Linked DNA regions of Homo sapiens: region 1 is linked to region 2. A link is a contact called in ENCODE Hi-C or POLR2A ChIA-PET data. All regions are on one chromosome and are shown on one strand. Each heading gives the region's core, a stretch centred on a gene start or an enhancer-like site at or near the end of the contact. The rest is flanking DNA. Distances are from core to core; before and after follow the strand shown. Region 1 has its middle 64 kb from the start of CASZ1. Region 2 overlaps KIF1B (kinesin family member 1B).

The links. A loop is a pair of places that touch in the nucleus more often than their neighbours do. ChIA-PET counts read pairs that join two places held with the same protein, here RNA polymerase II (POLR2A). Pooled maps may share reads with other maps.
Region 1: a loop to region 2 is called in a map with no recorded cell type, with 2.5 times the contacts of the local background. The contact joins two enhancer-like sites. A Hi-C loop is called at or near these places in 1 of 168 maps with a recorded cell type or tissue (endothelial cell of umbilical vein), 2 of 37 single-sample maps with no recorded cell type and 4 of 50 pooled maps. POLR2A ChIA-PET finds 5 or more read pairs at or near these places in 1 of 52 experiments (GM10248).

The regions. Positions count from the first base shown.
Region 1 is chr1:10,859,594-10,862,661 of GRCh38, reverse strand. No RefSeq gene overlaps it. Among named protein-coding and RNA genes, the nearest start is that of CASZ1, 64 kb to the right of the region's middle. RefSeq lists enhancers at 731-1,232, 1,612-2,112. Within about 2 kb of position 1,728, at least 5 of the 41 ENCODE cell types and tissues checked have a DNase peak (open chromatin) inside an H3K27ac peak, as active enhancers do.
Region 2 is chr1:10,377,076-10,380,116 of GRCh38, reverse strand. It overlaps KIF1B (kinesin family member 1B), which reads right to left. Exons shown (of 49, transcript NM_001365951.3): 49 at 1-3,041. Among named protein-coding and RNA genes, the nearest start is that of PGD, 20 kb to the left of the region's middle. RefSeq lists an enhancer at 1,903-2,403 and a silencer at 2,451-2,550. Within about 2 kb of position 1,475, at least 17 of the 41 ENCODE cell types and tissues checked have a DNase peak (open chromatin) inside an H3K27ac peak, as active enhancers do.

The DNA of each region.
Region 1 (3,068 bases), core at 479-2,978, 480 kb before region 2:
GGCTCAGAGAGGTGAGGTCACCAGCTTTAGGTCTCAGCTCTGTCCTGACACTCACGTCTGCTCTCTAAACTGCTGTGCTTCCTGACACTTGCCCTTCACAATTTAGGTGAATTCCAGGAAGGGTCCACATTTCAGCTGCGGACGGAAGGGAGTTTGGGATAAGGATAGGGGCTTGGAGGCCTTGGGGGGCTGGGGGCTGTGGGGAGGGAGAGCTAGAGTGGCCCCAGCTCTGCCTCCTCAGCCCTGCTAAGGAGGACAGTGTTCTGCCTATTAATCATGTTTCATTTATATTAGCTTGACTCGATCTACTGTATATTTGAAATGGATTTAATTTTAGATCACGCACTATGGAAGGGGGCCAGTTTGGTGTAAGGAGCATTATGAATATTTTCCATAAGCTGGATATACATTATCCAGGGACAGATATATGAGCAGCAGCACAGGGCTCCTGGCTGGGGGAAGGGAGCTGCTCTCTCCTCCCTTCCCCCGACTCCCCTGAATCCCAGGGTCACAGGGCTTTGGAGGGACCCATCTTGACACCCTGCCCCTGTGGGTGTGGTGGGCTGTCAGCCCCATCTTTCCCCTGCCTGTGACCTCATCCCCATTGACCTCAAAGCCGCCGCTTCTCCCAGCTCCTTGCCGACTGGCAGGCCTGAGAGATGTGTGCAAGGTGGGAGGGGCCCAGGACCGCACCAGATCCCAGGGCCAGGGGACACTGGCCTGACCTGCTCTGATTCCCCAGAGCTGTGGGAGGCACAGGGCATAGCCTGAGATACAGACCAGGGGGTGGGACTTGGAGGAGAAAGGCATCAGAACACCCACCTTCAACCCTAAGCTCTGATGGAGGAGGAAGCCAGGTTCTCGCTGGCAAGCTGATGGGTGGCACCTTCCAGCTCAGCCAAGCAGCAGTGGACAGGCTACACCTTCCCGAGAGCCCCCAGGCCTGGGCTGGGATGCCCCTTTCCTGGGGGCTGGCCGTGGGCCTGAGTCCTGAGGTCTTGTCCCTGACAGAGGGCATTAAAGCTAGAAGGCCCCTCTTGAGACAGCCTGTGACTCCAGACTCAAGCTGGGGAAACTGAGGCCCAGAGAGGATAAGGGTCTTGCTTAGGGTCGCAGAGTGAGCAGGGAAGGTGCACATAGGCACTTACTTGCCTAATGTTTTCGTGCTGTAACGTGCTTCCCTTGTTGGTTCTCCTCTGAGCCTCACACTGGCCCTGCCCCCTGAGGAAACTGACACTCATGGTGGTCGAAGGAGAAGCCCGTGGACGCACACTCACACTCACACTGGGGAACAGCAGAACTGAGTGTCAGAGGCCTGCTCCGCAGCTCTGTGTGAGCCACGTGTGGCATCGGACTTTACGGACAGAGGAAACCATAGCTTAGGAAGGTGATGACATTCATATCCACACCTAAACCTTTTCTCTTCCTGCACCTCAAATCTGTGCCCCCATTCCATTTCCTTATCTAGATAAGTGGCTCCACCATCTCCCAAGCTGCACATGACCCAAATCCGGCTTTCATCCCTGCCGCCACCTCTTCTCCCCCGCCACCATCACCACGACTGATCAGTCTTCCCGTAACTGACCCTCTCTGGTCTGCCTGCTTTTCTCCTTCACCCCCATCTCCTTTACCCAGGCTGCCACTGTCTCTCCCAGCCCACCGCATGGGCCTCCTGGAGTGTCCACAGAGTCTCTGCCAACTCCAGTCTGTTCCCTGCACCGTGGCCAGAGGACCTTGTTTAAACACAGCACAGTCACATTGCACACTCCTCCTCTTGGCATTCCTAGGACCAAATCCTGAATCCGGACGCTGGACAAGAAGGCTCGCCAGAGAGTGACTCCTGCCCAGTTCCCCAGAGTCACACCCTCCTCCCGCCTCTCCACCTCCAGGGTCAGCTTCCATGCCTTTCCAGCTCTTTACCTGCCGTGCGCCGTGACCCTCCACTCCAGGACCTCGGCACACACTGGTCTCTCGACCTGGACCTCTGCCCCCTTGCTCTGTACCTGGGGGTTGAAGGGTTTACTCCTCTGCAACCTGCAAGCTCTGTTTTGACTATTCCAGGGAGGCTCTCTGATCACACCTACCCTTCCCCACCCAAGTCTAGCTCAAGACCTACTTCTGCCTTTTGCAAACCCTGCAGCCGTAAGGGGATAGCTGGGGATGAACTCTCCACACCCAGCCGCTTTGGAAAAGCGCTGGGCCTGGAGCGGACAGGTATCAGCTGCTATTCCGTCCTCCCCACTACGGGCACATCCATCAGCTCCTCCGTCGGCGCAGAGTATAATACACCCGTCACCCACCCCAGCCTGGGCTGGCAGCCTTTCAGAAGTGGCATGCAACGTTTCTCTTATTCATTCTTAATTTAAGGTTTTGTGAGTTGTAATAACCCCCCTTCCCCCCAAATCACTGGGGATGGGGACCTCCGTGTCAGCCCCGGGCCAGGAGAGCTGAAGGGTAATTGCATTGCACATATGCTAATGGTTGTCTGGAGAAGACAATGGCAACAGGGGGCCTGGGATGGGGCCTATCTCAGTACCTAGAGTACCTGAGGGTGGGGGAGTGTGGGCTGGGTTTGGGGGACTGGTGTTGCAAGCCAGATGGGGGCATTGAGGGCTTGTGTGCTCCGCAGTCCGTAGTAGAGAAGATGAGAGAGGCTGGGAGTCCCAGTCTAGGGGGCTTTACTGGAGACAGATGCCCTGGAAAGGGCCTGAAAAACCCCTTTCTTCCTCCAACTCCTCCTGTCCCACCCCAGAGTGCAGGCTGCTCCCCTCTTTTCTGGGACCAGAGATGGCTCTCAAAGAGAAGGAGAACTGGGGCACATGGATGTTGCACTGGGCACTCAAATCCTGGTCCTGCCTCCTACAACCTGTGTAGCATCAAACAAGCTACTGAACCTCTCTGAGCCTCAGTTTCCTCATCTTTAAAAGTTTTTGTTTTTTTTTTGACAAGGTCTTGCTCTGTTGCCCGGGCTGGAGTGCAGTGGCGTGATCTCCACTCACTGCAACCTCCCCGTCCTGGGCTCAAGCAATCGTCCCACCTCAGCCTCCAAGTAGCTAAGAGCACAGAGG
Region 2 (3,041 bases), core at 226-2,725:
TCTTGTTTTTAGATCTCAAGAGACAGTTCACAATGACTTAGTTCCTTCATCTGAAATGAGCTGAAAAATCCATAAAAAATAGGAGAGTTGTCTGAAGTCTATGTGACTGAAGGGAAAAAATATATAATAGTGGTTTCTTAGTTGGGAAACTCACTCCATTGCCCCTTGCCGTCAGCACGTTTAACAACGAGCTGGGGCTCAGGTGCCCGGCCACTGCCACAAGCACCCCTTGCCTGTGCTCCTGACTAGCGCATGGGCTGGCTGGCCCTGCACAGTCCTGGCCTGAGCGCTGACTGACTCCCAGGAGGGCACACAGACACAGAGAGGGTCTGAGCACTGATTTGGGGCTGGTGGTGAGGCCATATTTTGCTTTGATGGGAGAAAGGAGGATGAGAGACAGAGGAGGAGGTGATTAGTATTAACTAGCACTTATTTCTCTGAATTTGCCTAAGAATTCTCTTTCCTGCCTTTTAAAGTTTTTGCTTATTTAAAGGCGTGCTTTAAGAAAATACATAAAGGTGGTTTCCTTAAGGGCTATGTTTCTTAACTTTCCCGCCACAACAGCAACAACTAGAGCCTCATAAACAGTTCCTGCCACAAATCTCTCACAGCCTCACAGTGGGGATGGTTCTGTCGGGCAAGGGAGCACCCACCCTGGACGTGCTGGGGACCAGCAAAGGCTGTCTGCACCTGCCAGCCGCAGCAGGGGCGCCCCAGAGGGTGAAGAGCACGCAGGACACGACCACTCTGCTCCCTCTGGCTCCCTAAGAGGCCTTCTTATTCAGGCACGCTATGAACAGACAGTCCAGTTTGGCCTGTTCTAATGTCTGACGCTTCCAAAGCAAAGACTTTCCAAACCAGTTTTGTATGAGTTAGAAGAAAAACAAAAGTCATTTCAGTGTATCACATAATTTCACTCTCTCTCAGGCTTCCCACCGTCCTGTGTCACAGACATGGATCCTCTGTCACACTCTGTAACAGCAGCATCAATGACTTAATTTTAAAAGTGACCTTCAAATTCCATCTTCATTTCCCTGAAATTAGATTTGATTCCAGTCCAGGCAGCCATCTCTAAGCACCGACAGATCCTGCTGGTTTGAATAGAACCGGAAGGGCATATTGTGTCCATCAGACAATGAAACTTCTAACTACATTAGAAAATCTCACATACCACTTAGAAAACAAATAACATCACAGTTAGTGACCTATGTTTTAACAGGAAGAAGAAAGTTAAAAAAAAAATCCGCCATAGAGTTTCCGCGGGTCACTTTTCAGGTGCAGACGCAGCCTGTGATTCTATCCTTTCCTTTCTCTCTCCGTGATTCACTTTTCCTCCTCTTCACAATGCAGTGATAAGGAGCGAAGCTGGGAGACCTGTTCTTCAGAGATGAGCCCAACCAGGAAGTGAGAAACAAGGTTGTGGATGATGACACAAGTCTCCCTAGCAACAACTCTGCAGAGGCGCGCAAGCCCCTGGCCTTTGCTGCGTGAAGCGGGAAGTCATCCAGCTGCCTAACGCCTGAGAGTCAGCAACCTCAAGGCCGAGGACTCACCAAGTGGGAGTGAGCAGATACTTTCCTGAATGCCTGAGCAATGGTGAAACAGAGAGGTCTGAGCAAGGGAAGTAAAGGATGGTGTAAAACAATCCCAAGACAACTGGCAAAGCAACTGAAGTCACTGGAGGCTTTCTTTTTCCCCTCTCATCCTGGAAAACTTACTGGCAGCTGAAAGAGACAGACTTATCTTCTCTGATGATCTCGGAAGCCAGATGACCTGGTCTGTCAGAAGGAAAGAAGACTGTCCACAGTGAGCTTCCTCCTTTCTCCCTGGGCAGTGTTTCCACACCAGATGGAGAGGAGCAGGGAACACGCAACAAAGCCTGGGGCCCGGGCTCCCTGGACGTTCATCCGTGCCCCTAGGCATATTGTGTTTTGTTTGGAGTAGTGGTCACGGTTAGTTTTAATCCTGGGATCCAGAAAGCAAAGCCTGCCACATTTGCTTATTTATGAGTATAGAGAGCATCACTGAAAGCATCTTCAACCTGACAAGCATCAATGAAAACAACTGCTGGATTCAGAGGGAGACTTCCAGGTTTATGCCTGAAAGCTATATTTCTTTGATCAAAGGGAGCTGTAACAATCACAAGGTCACTACCCAGCATTATTATTTTTTTTTTTTTCTGAGGCAGAGTCTTGCTCTGTCACCCAGGCTGGAGTGCAATAGCGCGATCTTGGCTCACTGCAACCTCTGCCTCCTGGGTTCAAGCAGTTCTCCTGCCTCAGGCTCCCAAGCAGCTGGAATTACAGGCATGTGCCACCATACCCGACTAATTTTGTATTTTTAGTAGAGACGGGGTTTCATCATATTGGCCAGGCTGGTCTTGAACTCCTGATCTCGTGATCTGCCCGCCTCGGCCTCCCCAAGTGCTTGGATTACAGGCGTGAGCCACTGTGCCCGGCCTGCCCGGCATTATCTTAATCATAACAATGACCATCAAGTTTATCACCAGAAAGTGAAACACTCCCGCCTTGTGGAACATTTGTGTATGACATGGCACTAATTCCAACTGTACCACCACCATCACTAATGCCAAAAGCAGAACTGAGACACTCCTAGAAAAGAGCTTCCCTCCCAACAGAGAAAAAACAGTGGGCAGGAATCCTGCTGTGAGGAGCTACAAGCATCCCACCGCCTGCTGCCATCACGGCCCACGGCCAAACCCTGGGGTCCCCTGAAGTCCACCAGAAGCATCCTTGGCATTTCCCTTCACACAAAGTCAAGAGCAGCCACTGTCCCAGGCCCACTGAAAAAGCCTCTCGTCTCCTCTCTACCAGTAAATAAAAATTCCATAATTATGCCGTAAAAAGCCCCAACTTTGACTCAGAATATAACTGTTGCAGTTCTATGCTCACTACCACCTTTTCCCTGAATGGAAATGCAGGGATTAGCCATGGCAAAAAGAGACAGAGGGGAAAAAAAGACTCTTTTTTTCCTCTCAGGTTCTAAAAAGGCCAGATGTCTCCTCCCTTAGTCTCTAAGCC